Linked DNA regions of Homo sapiens: region 2 is linked to region 1. The links are chromatin loops, found by intact Hi-C in ENCODE. Cell type or tissue: heart right ventricle. All regions are shown on one strand.

Evidence for each region. Peaks named below come from ENCODE experiments on the same cell type or tissue, not always from the same donor. Only the 100,000 strongest peaks of a DNase experiment are listed, where the experiment ranks them.
Region 2: it touches region 1 in a loop (5-fold over the local background); 22 of 110 quality-filtered maps call a loop at or near these places.

The regions. Positions count from the first base shown.
Region 1 is chr13:79,675,822-79,683,821 of GRCh38, reverse strand. No RefSeq gene overlaps it. Among named protein-coding and RNA genes, the nearest start is that of LINC01068, 110 kb to the right of the region's middle. In heart right ventricle, CTCF peaks have their summits at 4,173, 4,378 (motif pointing left) and 7,333; a DNase peak (open chromatin) is centred at 4,371; H3K27ac peaks cover 2,294 bases.
Region 2 is chr13:81,013,768-81,021,767 of GRCh38, reverse strand. It overlaps LINC00377 (long intergenic non-protein coding RNA 377), which reads right to left and starts at 3,377. Exons shown (of 4, transcript NR_125770.1): 1 at 3,308-3,377; 2 at 962-1,162. RefSeq lists enhancers at 4,485-4,984, 4,985-5,486. In heart right ventricle, CTCF peaks have their summits at 3,798 and 4,005 (motif pointing right); no DNase peak of the experiment used is centred here; H3K4me3 peaks cover 434 bases.

The DNA of each region.
Region 1 (8,000 bases):
CCTGTGGGGCCATTCCCAAACTCATGATCTACATTATGGAGAGGGAAAAGAAAGAAATGGTGACTTTAAACCACTGAGCTTTGACAGTTTGTTATACACAAATAGATAACCAGAACATTTTCCATGCTTGTTTTCCTACCATATTCCCTCCCAAGTTGAAATCTTTCCCTTTTAGAATCTTTCCCATGAGTTTAAGCTTTTAGGCCACAGTAAGATATAAAGACACATACTTCTAGAATTGCCCTAATTGTAGAACTCATTTTATAAAGAGTATTTCTCCTTTCACATTAGATAATAGTTTACAGGAAACTATTATGTATGTAGTAAAAACATTTTACTACAAACATGAGGGTTTATTATTTTATTCTTTCAAATTATGCTGCCAAAACTGAACTTGTAATTCTACAGAGGACTCCATTTTTTAACCACAGCATACATTACATGTTATCCATTCACTGGGAAATGCCACTTTGTTCCTATCCTTTTTAGTAAAAAGTAGATAAAATTTCAGTAGACTGTCTTACAATGTTGACTCAGGTAATTTTCCACATAGCTTAAAAATTACAAATTTTCTCCAACATCTGACTATTGCAACTGAAATTTAGCATCCATGTTGTGAGGAAGCCCAAGCCACATGGAGAGGCCTTGTGTAGATTTTTCAACCTACTGTTAGGTAGTAGGACTGAGAATTAAGAATGGAATTGAAAAGATACATCCAGTTGGATTTCAAAGTCTCTTTGTACCACTCATTGCTGTATTCTTCCCATTTCCCTCCCCCCATTACCCTTTTTGAATGGGAATGTCAATAGCAGTTGTCTGCACTTGCCCTCCCATGGCATATGGATTATATAAGAGGCAGGTCATTTATCTCTTTAGTTCACAGATCTTTAGACCAGGAAAAATAGGCCTCAGAGACCTGATAATCTACACCCACAGAGCCTCACCAGATATGGATTTCATTTTAATAGTGAGATTCTGAATCCCAAAACCAAGTCTGATGCTGAAACAAAAATGGGATTTTAGAAGCCTTGGAAGAGGGCAAGTGTATCTTACTATTATGTTGTAATAGTCAGAGGGCTGATGGCAGACATTTTGTTTTCCCAAAATGACCAAAGCAATATTTTCAGTCCCACATGCTCTTCCAGAAATTGCCACTCCCCCATCAAAAGGTGAGATTTCTTTTGTTGTCCTTGAAATTGGGCCACCTTTTGTGGGATTTCCTGAAAAAATAGAATATGGCAGAATTGATGCCTGTATAACTTTTGAGGTTAGGCCATAAAAGGCAATATGGCTTCCATCGCTCTTCCTCTCTCTTCTATCTCTCTTCTCTCTCAAGATGCTCACCCTTGGAACCCAGTCACTATGTTGTAAGAAAACCCAGGCCTCATGGGGGCCCATGTGTATATGTTTGGCAATGGTCTCAATCATGGTCTCAGCCAACAGCCAGCACGAACCATCAGACATGTGGATAAGCAAACTTCAGATGATTCCAGCTTCCACACTTCAAGCTGCCCCAGCTGAGGCCAAGTTGGAGAGAAACAAACTATCACCAACAAGCCTGCCCAAAATGCAGATTAACAAACAAACAAAATGTCATTTTTTAAGCCATTCACAGTTTTGAAAAATAACTGATTTTGGAACTCATCACAAAAATTATTTTTCTTTCTCCCACACCAGGAACACAAATATCTCTGTCACAACCTACGTTTATAGGAACTATTGCCTACTTAGATGAAGAAAAATTAGACTTTTCTATGAGGGTCCCCTACCCTAGAAATTCATGAGGATCATCTACCCCACACAATCTCCCAACCCTTGCCACAGTTGAAAAGAGTAATTCTATTTTTGAAAACAATATGCTCCTTGAGTATAATTAAATGTAACATGATTTGGGTGAGGTTGGGACTGAGGCTCAAAAAGCCACAGTATGAGGTCAGTCTCACTCCACACACTGCAGTACCACAGTGCTTGTGTTCAAATGATCCTTCTTTTACTTAATAATGGCCCCAAAGCACAAGAGTAATGATGCTGGCAAATCGGATATGCCGAAGATAAGCCAGAGAGTGCTTCCTTTAAGTGAAAATGTGAAAGTTCTCATCTTCATAAAGAAAGAAAAAGAGATTGTATGCCGAGGTTGCTAAGATCTACAGTAAAATAAAATATTTTGATAGCGATAGAGACCACATTCACATAATTACCATATATTAAAATTGTCCTATTTTATCATTATTGTTAGTATTGTACTATGCCTAATTTATAAATTAAACTTTATCATAGGTATGTGCATATAGGAAAAAAAAAAACATAATATATATAAGGTTCAGTACTATCTGTGGTTTCAGACATCCCCTGGGGATCTTGGAATATATACCCTGCAGATAAGAGGGACTACTGTATAGATAAAAGTTATAGACGAAAGTGGAACAGGATAAAGAAGGTTGGGGTGGTAGGAAGAGCAGCTTGCAATTTGAAACAGGGTGCCCAGGGCTGGCCTCTATGGCAGGATAGCATTACAATAAGACTTGAGGGAAACAAGGCATTTCACCATACCTGGAATGTTGTGGTCACATGTGAGTAGAGTGCAGTGAGTGAAAGGTGAGCCATAAGAGGTGAGATCAGATTTGCAAAGACCTTTAGGTCTTCATAAAGACTTTGTCTTTGATTAGGAGTGAAATCAGGATCCCCTGTAAAATTTTCAGCCAAGGAGTGACAAGATCTGACAGCCAGAATCACTGGCTGCAATGTCAACAAATAGACTGTGGGGAGCAATGGTAGAGGCAGGGAGATCAATCCAAGGCAATCACAGTGATCCATGTAAGAGATGGTGGTAGTTTGTCAACAGTAGTAGCAGTGGGTAAGTGAAAAGCAATGACTCTGAGTATGTTTGGAAAAATATAAGAAGAAAAAAGTGCTTCTTTACTGATCCAAGAGAGAGATGAGCTGTGAGTGAGAGTTCTAAGGTGGTGGCAAAAGGCAATATAGAAAGCCCAAGGAGGACCAGTTCCACCATATAGGTGGTCTCAATGGAGCATGAAATGTGCAGTACCCCAGTAAAGCAAGCACCAGTGCAGCAAAGACCTGGAGCTGGTTGTCCCAGAACTCCACAGGGAACATTAGCAGAGAAACCAGGCACACACAGCTGTTGAAAATTCTTATCCTAAGCACTGTTTGCTAAAATTAATTATATAATTTGGAAGGTCTGGCATGATGCTGTCTGTCCTGAATTCTATATTAAAACTATTAATTCAGGTTCCCCAATGGCAAAACCTCAAAATTTCATTGAGTTAATTTTTGTAGCTTATATGTTTTAATTTCACTTTAGCCAAGCACATAAAAGTATAGAAAACAAAACATTAAAGACCAGGATAAACTGCAAAACAGAAATTGAAAACTTCAGAATACACATCAGCCCTGGTAAGCATGTTCCTTGTCACAGTCTAGCTTCCAGCTTCCATTTTTGGGGTCTCTTTCTTTAACCTTTAAAAGATGCAGTAGCAGCATTGGCTTAAAGTTGTAATATATTGAGATCTCCCCTTAGATGTGTGGCAGGTATTTACATTTGGGGAAATATTTTCATTTAATATCTATCTTATTAATAAGATGAGGTTGTAATCTCCATGAAGCTCTGTGGACTTGTACATTAATACAAAGATCTCCTGAGACAATGTATTCCCATGACACAGTTTTCCACTGTTTTGTTCTCTACCCAGCCAGAGAGGTAGTCAGAACCTTGTTTCTCCAAACATCTATGATTAAATAAAGAAGAAAAAATGGGGAGCTAGAAAAGAAGGGTAGACACCATATTTGTCTTACTGATTCCTTTTCCCTTCCCCAAGAAAAAAGAGCCAACTGACACTTTTCTCCTAAATCTCCAGCAACTGTCAGACTAAAATTGTTAATGTTCCAAAAAACTTGTTTTGATAGATGAAAACATTTCAAGAATACCTTTAAATTTTTGATAAATTTCACTTAAATGGATTATACCTAGAGGGGGAAAAATGGCTAAGTGGGTTTATTTCCATCTTTAGAATTAACATTCTCCAAACAGAGAATTTGTTTTCCATTTTTTCCTCCCTCCATAGTCGTGCAGTCATGCTTCTATATTAATATTTCTTTTCATAATATGTCTGTAATGCTTTCACCACTCTTTGGTATCTTCCTTGATACCACTGCTTCCCTCTTTACCCTGAAATCACAGGGGTAGTCCTAGATCTGACTTTTGTACCTATTCTTTCCCCTTCACTCTGCCTGCCAAATTAATCTTCCTAACACATTTTTGGTAGGTCACTACCCTGCTCTGAAACCTTCCATAATTCCCAAGTACCTACAAAACTAAGCCTAAAAGCTTTACGTAGCTGCCCCCTAGTGGCCATCTTCTGACTCACTGTCCTGGACTCAGTCCCTACAAGCTGCCGAGAATGTTTTCCATTCAAGGTGGAATGGCTTTTTATGTTCTAAAGGGAGGCAAGGGTGGGAAATTAAGAAGGTAGAAAGAAGCCTTTACTATCACAGCTATGGCAAAGAACACAAAAGGGGAATAATCTCGTGCTTCCAAGGAGGCATTTGTCTTACCAAGAGCTCCTGTAGAAAGAGCTCCACATGTTAAGAATACTCTTCTGCATTATTTCCACCTTTGATGACTACGCCAACAGTGGAATTTTCTGTACAAAGCATAAAAAAAAAACGCAATACCTGATTTACAACCTAGTTGGTCCCCTGACCTTATTTCCTAAAGGCACAATGTTGTAAATCAAGACTCCACTCTTGGACTAGACCATAACATAAAAATAGCAAAATTGATCAGAAAATACACTTTTAAAAACACAAAATTTGCCTTTACAAATATTAAGAATGTAAAACAAATATTTAATGTCACTTCTCAAATGTTCCTTTGGGGTATATTTTTCTTTCTGTGGTCTGGACAAGCTAAAGTGTCTTAAGTTGTAAGTGCAAAAGGGTTTTAACGTGAACTATTTTGGTCTCAGTCTCAGCTGAGGTCTTAATACAAGGAAATGCCAGTTACTCTGACATTCAAAAATATAATCCCATATCACTTAGGCAGAATTAGCAAAGGAAGTGGGTAAAAACCAGGTTGCACCATTGACCCCTCAAGCCTATTATAAGGTGTAAAAAGGTTAAATTTGAAGAGCCAAAAGGAATTGGAAATGAGAGAGAAGATTTCTTTGAAGACAGCTGTAGCTGTGTGGGGTCTCCACCCACCCACACTTTGAGAGTGGAGTGGGAGCATCAGGTTGTCTCCTAACTTAAAGCCTAATTAAAAGGGGTTTACAAAGATCACTTAGAGAGCTTGAAATGTGTCCCCTGAAGTTTGAAAAACAGAGTGGACCTGTGTATCTGACTCATACCTGAGTACTCTAAAAGACAAGGGTCTGGTTGGGGCACAGAGAACAAACCGTAGTTTGAAAAATAATCTCATTCTTTGGACAGAGAGTCTCAGATGTGCATTTCTCATACACTAAATGTGAGTCATGAGCAAGCAAGTGGAAGAGAAGTTATCTTAGATCCTGTGCAACAGAGCCTCTGGGAGGAGCAAAGAAACATCAAAGGAAAGATGCTGGAGGAACCGCTAGCATTCTTGGGAAATGACAACTGAATCCCAATGATCATGAAAGAGGATGCATGCACCCACACTGAAGAAACTGCATGTATAAGATCCAATGCAATGGCAGGGGACAGAGAGGATGTCTCCCAAGAACCCAAGTGCCCCTGAGATGCCACCATGGTCAAAGTAAACCTTTATCATGTCTGAGATGTTTAAGAACACTTCCTTCTGCCCTTCTACCTCTCCTTTCTCCCTTCAGTTAACTGTAGAAAAACCAATCCCGGGACAAAGGGAGAGGAGCAGAGGCACTAGGCATGGAAATACACAAGGTAGCCGTGCCCCTTAATCCCACTGCATTTGACTAGACATATTTCTGAACTTAGACATTTGGTGATTAAAAGCTACTAGGAGGATTTGTATTTTTGACAAAAAAAAAAAAAAGTTATGAGTCTACATTTTATTTGAAAACAGAAAAAAAATAACATTCCAATTGTATTAGGGTTCATGAATAGTAAAATACTGGTGGTAGGATACTTGTCATGTAATTTAATTACATTTTTGTGTTTCAAAAATTCCTTATTTTTCCATTTGAGTAAGATCTACATAATTCAAGAGTAAATACTTTATAGTTGCTTCTTGTTATTATTCCAGATATTTTATAACACAAGAATTTATCTACTGTAAAATTAAGGAAAAAATGCTAGTCAACTAAAACAGTTATTTTAATATATATCAATTATGAATAACTCACGCAATGAATCCAAGATTCAGAACTTTATAAAGTTACTTTTCATTATTTTCCAAATAAATTTTTTTCCTGAGTGTGTCTGAACATGCAAAAACAAAGTCTACTTGATTTATCTGTACTTTAAGAAAATTTTCCTTGAGTCTGGAAATGTAAACATCAGAGATTAGATCATTGCTACTTTTAACCCTCAGTTAACTGTAGAATGGATCTTGCCCTAATAGCCTTATAATATGACTTAATGTGAGTTATGGCAGATTCAACATCTTTGTATCCCAGCTATAAGAAACCTCAATCACTGTTAGGTCCAGAAGGTGCCCACAGGCCAATCATACTCAGCAGGCCACAGGGGATTGGTGATCACTCCATCTGCCCCTTAAGTTGGTATAATATTTAGCAAGCATCTACTAAATGAGGGGAGAGGTAAGATATATTGAGATGGGAGGATGGGTATTAAAATTAATTGTTTGTAGCAGATTGGTTTTCACTTACTATCTGCTATTCATCTTACCAAGTGAAGAGATAAAATTGGTTTCATTTCATATGTATTTTGAAAGATAAATATGCTTTTTCAATTAGTACTACTATATCTAGAATTTACGTAGCAAATTTTTATCTACTAGGCTATAACATCTGCAAGGGAGAGGGACCAACACTCTTTTTTCTTACCCATCCAAAGATACGTGAAGTGTTGGTTATGCTAGGCTTGAACATATGAGTGAATAAGCAATCTAACTAAAATACAATTCAAACCCAAAAGTAGGAGATAAAGACAGATAGGTAAAATGTGACCTAGATATAAAGATATTGACTTCTACTTTTAGTCATCTATTCAGGGTAAAGTGGCAGGGACTGGATTAACCCATCTGCCTTAATAACAAGCAGATAAAATATATAAAACAACATATTTCAGACTTTGGACAGCAGGTAGTGTAAGACATGATCCTTGAGAGAAGGTAAACAAGGTGAGCTCTACAGGTGACCTAGCTGACTCCCGTCTCAAGCCTAGAGAGTGTTTTCAGTGTGGTAGAGGTAGAGGGAGCCCAGACACAGCCTGATAATCTCCCTGAGTAGAAGACACAGAGCTAAAAAATAGGAAGCTATGCGGCTAGAATTAGCAGGGCAGAGCACCATAGAGGAGAGACATGTGAAAGCAAGCAGGCTCAGGAATCCGCAGAGTGTTGCCTTGCTTCTTTGAGTACTGAATAGCATGTAGGAAACTGTCAAGGCCAGAGAAAGAAATACCTGAAAGGAGCAGGAGGAACCATGCCTGGAGCTCACAAAAAGATAGGAAGAGTTCCTGTTCCCACCAAGCGAGAGAAGAAAGACCTCAGAATACACAGAGCATTGAGGAGTGTCCTCCGAAGGGTTATTACCCTAGTAGCGGTGCTAAATCGGGCATAGACTACAGACTACAGGCTACTCTGGACCTGCCTAAGAATGTTTAAAAGCATGCCTCAAAAGGATCAAACTGATGCTAACCAACTTAATTACACCACAGAGCAAAGCCCAAAAAGATTTAAGGAAATACAAAAAAAAAAAAAAAAAATCCAGCAGCCAACAATGCAAAATACACACTGTTTGGCGTTTGATAAAAAATTATCAGGCACAGCAATATAAGCTATAGCTAGAAAAATATAAATTAATATAAAGAATCATAAACATCATGTGAGGTGCTTTGTACTTGGTTTC
Region 2 (8,000 bases), 1.3 Mb before region 1:
ATTCCACGCAGTAAGTTTCACTTAAGAGTAAGAGCCACCCACTCTCCAGGACCCTGATAATTGAGGGGAGGAACTACCCTAATAAGAGAAGGAGGGAATCAGCATGTTGGGGTATGCTGAGATCTCGGGGTCAGGGTTGAGGTGTTGCACTAGCTACTTATCCTGGGCAAGGAGGAACATGCTCTGCTTTCATATCAGGGCCCCGTTGCAGGGTTTGTGACCTTTAGTTCATATAATCATTAACTTCTGCCTCCTTTCTGTAGCCAAGAACCAAAGAAATGCCCTTCTGGTGGCTACTACAAAACAGGGTTCGGGGCTAAGTCCTGGGTCCAGAGCAGACAGACAGCTCTGTGATTTGTCTGCCCTTTATTGACAGAATGCTACTGCCTTATGTAAAGAGCAGGAGATGGGTCCTATCCTTCGCTCTGTTGTGTCTGCAACAGTGGATGGGGGCAACAGGAGATAACCTCTTTCTCATTTCTATTTCTAGCAGTCAATGCCACCCCCTTCATCAATTGACTCCATGTCCATGTTTCCTTTGTCCCAAGGGCAGGTTGGAGGGCTGTGCTCCCCTCTTACCTAAGGGCAGCCCACACTGAGGGCTAGATCTTTAAGGAACCCACAGCTCCTCAAGGATCTGCTGGTACCATATGGTTGCCAAAGACCAAGCAGGTCATGGGCTATATTTGTGGGGTATCTGGTGATGTGGCGACCTAAGGGCTGAAGTCCCCTGGGGAGAACAGTGCATGTAAAACCAGTGTGGCACCTACCATTTCAATTTGGGTCTGAGGGGATTATGGGCATACCTGCATGAACTGACCACCCAATTTATTGTCCTTAGCAAGGTCCCAAATCACCACTGACATCCTTGTCTGGATTGTGAGGGCAGAGGGGCTCCCCAACACTTCGGAGAACATCAGATTGTCACACAGGTGAGGAGACAAGAGAAGCCATGACTTACCCTTTTCGTGGTCCAGGTTTCTAGGGAGACAATCTCTGTCAGTCTCTTGCTGCTTTCCTCTTTTGTGCCCCAGGTTCTTCCCATGGGTGCTCCAACAGGTCCTTGCTTCATTCCCTCAGATTTCCATTTAAATCATGGGCATTCACCTGTAACTTTGATCTTTCTGAGGAGACCTGGCATCCAACATCCCTAGTCAGCCAACTTGAAAAAAAAAAGAGAAAAAAAACTGTGAAAACTTTTAAGGTAAAAGTAAGTTCGTGATTAGCATTCTTTGTATTGGTTTTCATTTATTCTGAAATTAGTTTTAAAGCAACCGTTACACATACACACAAATAAAAAAATGTTTAACAGTGACAATCAGTGTAACATACTTTGGAAGTATTTCCCTTCCAATGACACAGCATGGATTTATTCAATGTTATTTGAGAAGATCCTTGAGAGTTTTATAATTTAAGTTTCAAGTAGGAATTATACTCTGTGTCTCTCGGCAATATTCATAACAGGTCTTACTACAGAATGTCATTCAGTAAAATACTCTGTGCATGAGTTTGAATGTAATAATTTTACTAATAAAAAATCAGTGCAATAAATCTACTGATTCAGCATTAAAATTTACCTCAAAAAAAGAAATAATTTGTCTTGTCAAAATACCGTTTCACCACTAACTAGACACTTTTTCAAAGTTTCACTTTTCTAAAGGATTAGATATGGATCTCATCCCATAGGATAATCAGAAAGCTTGATAAATCAGTGTTGTTTATATTCAAAGTATATTTGAGACTTCAGAGTTTATCAACTGCATAAGAGAATTAAATGAATAATTTTTCAGTTGATGTTAACATAATTTGTGGAAATCATCCTGTGTTCATATCATATGCAGTTTTTTAGGGGGTGGGGTTAATATTAATTAAACTGTATATGTAAAATTTGGGCTACATGCATTATCTCATTCAATCCCGACAACATCCGCATCAAATAAATATATTTTTCTTCTTTTCATGGATGTAGAAACTGGAATTTAAATAGGCTAATTAGTTAACTATCTTGGTTTATTAAATACTTAATTTGTGCCAGGAGCTTTCCTAAGCATTTTATACATGTTACCTAATGTTATGGCTACAACTAGTTAGGGAAATACACATACAGAGAGAGAGATAAACACACAGGGGGAAAATACATTTTACATCAGAGAGTTACCTGACCAAGTACTACACTTCTTTTGCTTTTCTCTAAGACCAACCCAATGCTAATTCCTTGACTTATCTATTTTTATTTACTAATGTGAAGCAGAGATTAGGTGTTCAATAATTTTGTTTTGAAAATATGACAAATGAATAGGAGAATGATAGAGATCTCAATTTATTTGAGATATCCCTATGTTTTACAATCAAAACTGAGTAAAGAGGTTTCCAAATTATGAACTATTTAATCAAAAAGTTATTTTTGAATTTTAATTTATGTGTGAGTACATATCTTTATCTGTTTTGGTTTACTCGTGTCTGCTTCCCCTGACACCATGATTTATAGATATAAGTGAAAGTAAGATATGAGTTATTATATGTGCACACTGAGATTGTGCAAATTGCATGTAGCTATGGATTAATATAGTTAGAGGTACGGAATTTTCTGTTCTTTTTGTACTCTACTGACAGATGGACCCACTGTTTTGCTGGAAAGTGGAGCCAATTTGTCTGGCTTTGAAGAAAACAGGAGAAAAGAGGATATACTGGGGACACTTTAATGACGGAGAAAGAGCAAGCCATTGGCCCAGCTAATAAAAGTTATTGCTAATATTTGTTTATCATGTATTAGATGCAAGTTTATACTGTTTATCACCATTTGATGTTTAAGTTTTGTTTACTGGAACTCAAAATTGAGGTGGAAGTAATGCTTTCTGAAAAAAATGAATTTAAAATGTTTACATCGTGGAAAGAAAAAGAACTCTGCGGACCTATCAGTTTGTTGGGGCTGCCATTTGAAAGTAAACCAATTCAGGTTGCTTGAACAACAGAAATTTACTTCCTCATAAATCTGGAGGCCAGAAGTCCAAGAGCAAGGTGCCAGCAGGGTTGGTTTTTCAGAGACCTCTCTTCTTGGCTTGTAAATGGCTGTCTTCTCCTTGTGCCTTTACATGGTCTTTCTTCTGTCTGTGTCTTAATCTTTTTTCTTCTAAGAATATCAGTCCTATTGGATTAGGCCCACATCAGTGACCTCATTTTACTTTAATCACCTTTTAAAAAATCTTGTCTTTAAATGAGGAGCTGAATGTTAGAAACTCAATATATGAATTTGGGGAAGGGGACAATTCAGCTTATAATAGGAGATGGTGTAAAGGTAAAGAATCACCTGGCTAAGTCATCTGCATTGTAGTACTCATCTTTTGATGTAGACAGGTACCTCAGTCTTAGTACTGTGGAGGGCATGGGAGAGGTAATTTCATAGCATCCTGTCTCTGCAAATCCCTCTTGAGAAAACTGTAGAGAAATATATTCAATTTAGGGAGAAAATTGACAATACATTATATTATTATTAATTCTAATAAAATAGGACATAGAAATGCATAAAATATTTAGTGAAGTATTTTAAATATATAAAAAGTAATTTATATTGTGTTTTAATCTAATCTGGCTAAAATTATTACTAAAAATATTGAAAAAATCAGTTTGAAGGAAATGTATACAGTCAACATTTTGTGACAAAAATGTTCATATCTATGTATTTTTGGACAATGACAGCTGCAATATTATCATAAATGTTTAGCAATTCCAAGCTTGAGGCAAACTCCACAGATAGAGTAACTGTAATTTATTAGGTGATGGAAAAGGAGAACATGATAGATTGACTTAATCTTTCATTCTACACTTTTCTATGTTTAAGCTCAAGAAGAATGCATCATAAATACCATATGTTTTCCTAACACCTTATACTACTAGTAGCTTTATTTTTTTTTAGTCTAATCTTTACTCTAGAGACTATTTTCAGTTGAGAATCTAATAAATATAAGTTTGAGAGGTATGTTAGCTAATTGTTCACTTTTAACTAAAACACTAGAGGGCACCCTTTCCTTCTGTTAGAACATGTCCTCCTCTTCTAAATTACATGCCGTGGAGACACAAAGGATTGCCAGGTAAAAACAATATTCATTTTATTTTGTATTTTTATGGACTTGCTTTTATATTTAACCGGTAATAATTTTGCAGATCCCAAAAGTCACAGCATATTATTTTAAATGATATTAAGATGATTTTTAACGGAAATGAATTCTAAGCCGGAAATGTCAGTGTCACAGAGCTAAAGAGTCAGATGTCTCCCTAGTGTCACGACAGTGAACAAAAATAAGTCTGTGTTTGGCATGACTTGTGGTGTTTATGTAGTATAATTTATCTTACATTTCTGTGTTTAGGATTAGGAATTATTCGTACTGAATGTGTATTCCTATTTTCTACGTTCTCAAATGAATAGCACACTACTGCTAGGTTAACCCAGTTTGAAACAAAATGCAAACAAGACTGACCTAGAGGAAAGAACAAAAGTTGAAAATTCAGTGAGGACCCACCAAATAACAATTGCCAATATTTATTTAGTGTCTGTTTTTGTCAATCACTTGTGTAAGCATTTTAATTACAATATTTAATTGATACTACATTGAGTCATTATTTACTATTTTCATTCTTATTCAATATAGAATAAAATATAGTATTATAAGAACAGATAAAATAACATGAAACATGTCTTTGAATTGTGCTTTCCCACATCAGAAACCTAGGGCAAAAGGGAGCTGCTACAGCTGCAATTTTGCCTGGGCAAGACTTGCCACCAGGGTCAGCTTGTGCTGACCTGGTCTGCATGTGCTATTACTGGGTTTACCAGCCTGCTCCCCTGAAATAGTGGTGCATCAAGATCCTCTCTGCTCTAACCTCAGGCTGAAATTCAGGCATTTGGAGCATCATTTGCCTAGACCATCAGCCTGAGGTGCCCCACTCTTCCTGGACATAAATCAAGGTATAGTGGGGCCCTCTCTGCTCCATGCTTAGACAGATCTCCAGGCATTTGAAGCAACCACTCAGCTGTATTAGCAGCCCAACTCGCCCCACCCTTCCTAGATGTAGATCGTGGTGAGTGGGATTCTCTCTGTTCCATGTCCAGGCATACCTCCAGCCATCTAGAGCACTTGCTTGCCTGGATGACAGCCTTACCTTCTCCACTCTTCCTAGACATAGATCATGGTGCAGGGAGGAACTTTCTGCTTCATGCCCAGGCAGATCTCCAGGTATTTGGAGTAATCATTCAACTGGTTCATCAGTCTCATATACCCCATTCTTCCTGGGCTTACATCATGGTGCAGTGAGGTTCTTTCTGCTCTAAGCCCAGGCAGAGATCCAGGCATTCAGAACATCTGCTCACTGGGATTGGCAGTCTCTCTCACCCTACTCTTCCTATGCAGAAATCTTCTTGCATAGAAGCCCTCTCTACTCCAACCCAGGCCCATCTCTAGGCATCTAGAGCACCTGTTTGCCTCAAATAGTGGCCTGAGCTACCCCACACTTCCTGTGCAGAAATCCTGGTGCATGGAGGGGACTCCATGCTTGATATACAGGGAGATCTCCAGGCATCTGGAGCACCCACTGTTCTAAAATTAGGAGTTTAGACCAGCCACCATCCCAATGCAGAGAACCTGGGGCCAGAAAGGCTTCCTAAATCCACATTTAGACATATTTGTGGGTGCTTGGTGGCCACCCACTGAATTCTTCCTCAGTTTTGGTGCTTATGCTGGCAATTGGGGGACCTGTAGGTGAACCTGCCTAGGCCAGCCCTGCCTATCTTGGCCCCAGTCCCCCAAGACTAAGCAGGGAGCTAAGACCACTGTGTACTTCATGAATCAGCCCATTTCCTGAGGAAACAGAGAGATTATCTCAGTAACAAGATCAAGTATATACTCAGCCACATTGGCTGCAGCTGGCTGTTACCTGTAAGTACCATCTACTGGCTTGTAGGTCAAACTGCACAGCCCAGTATAAAACCTAGTGACAGACGTGCATAGGGCTATAGAAACAAAGCCAAAAGACCCTGCTCAGTACTCTCAAGAGTCACACCCTATAGTGAAGAGGGAAAGGAAAAGAAAAAAAATATATAGGGAATAAAACAAAAATAAAATATTCACCTGTATGAAAATAATTACAAAATTGTAAATGTTAATGTCCCCAGATGAGAAGGAAACAGCACAAGAATTTGGGCACCATGAAAAATCTAAATGTAATGACACACCAAAGGATGGAAAGAGCTCTCCAGCAATGTAATCAAAATGGAAACTGAGAAATTATAGATAAAAATTTGAAGCATGGATTGCAAGGAAGCTCAAAAAGATCCAAGACAACACAAAGAAAATCAACATGATGAAACTTCTAAAGCAATCTAGTAAATGATGAAACAGATAAACATTCTAAAAGGAAATAAATCTGAGCATCTGGAATTGAAAAACTCACTTAAGGAATTTCAAAATACAATTGAGAGCTTTAGCAATTTAGACTGGACCAAGAAAAAGAAACAATTTAAGTGCTTGAAGACAAGTCTTTCTAACTAATACAGTCAGGCCAAGAAAAAGAAATAATTTAAGAGCTTGAAGACCAGTCTTTTTAACAAATATAATCAGACAAAAATTTTTAAAACAATTTTTAGAAATATACAAAGTCTTTGAGAAATTTGGGATAATTCAAAGTAAGCAAACCTAAAAATTATTTGGTATTGCCAAAAGAGAAGGAGACAAACAAATAATGTGAACAAATAATTCAAAAAAAAATTTCCTACTCTTCCTAGGGAGGTTGGTATCTAGATGCAAGAAATCCAGAGAATAACTGCAAGATAGTGTAGAAAACAAACATCACCAAAGGTATATAGTCATCAGACTCTCCAAAGTCAATGTTAAAGAAAAATTCTTAAAGGCAGCCAGGGGAAAAAGGTTAGATCATGTATAAAGGGAAGCCCAACAGGCTAACAGTGGATTTATCAGTAGATATCTTACAATCCAGGAAGGATTAGGGGTCTATTTTTACCATTCTTTAAGAAAAATTTCATCCAAGAATTTTTATATCCTACCAAACTAAACTTCATAATCAAAAGAGAAATTTGATTATTTGCTTTGTTGCTTTTCCCAACAAGCAAGGGCTAAGGGAATTAGTTACCAATAAAAAAGCCTTACAATAGATCCTTAAGGGAGTTCTAAATGTCAAAATAAAAGAATGAAACCTGCTATCACAAAACCATACTAAAAAACATAGCCCACAGACCCTATGAAGCAATGACACAGTAGAAACTACAGAGGAACCAGCTAACAACTTCATGATAGGATTAAAACTTCACATATCAATATTAACCTTGAATTTAAACAGTCTAAATGCCTCCATTTAAAAGGCACAGAGTGGCAGGATGGATACAAATACAAGACCCATCCATCTTCTATTTTCAAAAGACCTGTATCACATGGGTTGATGTAAACAGTGAGAAAAAAATCTACCACATAAAAAGAAAACAAGGCAGGGTGCGGTGGCTCACGTCTGTAATCCCAGCAGTTTGGGAGGCCAAGGAGGGTGGATCCCCTGAGGTCAGGAGTTTGAGACCAACCTGACTAACATGGTGACACCCCATCTCTACTAAAAACACAAAATTGGTTGGGTGTGGCAGGCACCTGTAATCCCAGCTACTTGGGAGTCCGACACAGGAAAATTACTTGAACCCAGGAGGTGGAGGTTACAGTGAGCTGAGACCATGCTATTGCACTCCAGCCTGGGCAACAAGAGTGAAACTCTATCTCAAAGAAAAAAGAAAAAGAAAACAAAAATGAGCAGGTGTCACTATGACTATATCATACAAAACAGACCTTAATCCAATAATAAAAAAGGATAAAGAATAGCATTACGTAATAATGAAGTGTTCAATTAACAAGATGGCTTATCTATTCTAAATATATACATGTCCAACATTGGAGCACCCAGATTTATAAAGTAATTACTTCTAAACCCACAACAAGACATACATAACTACA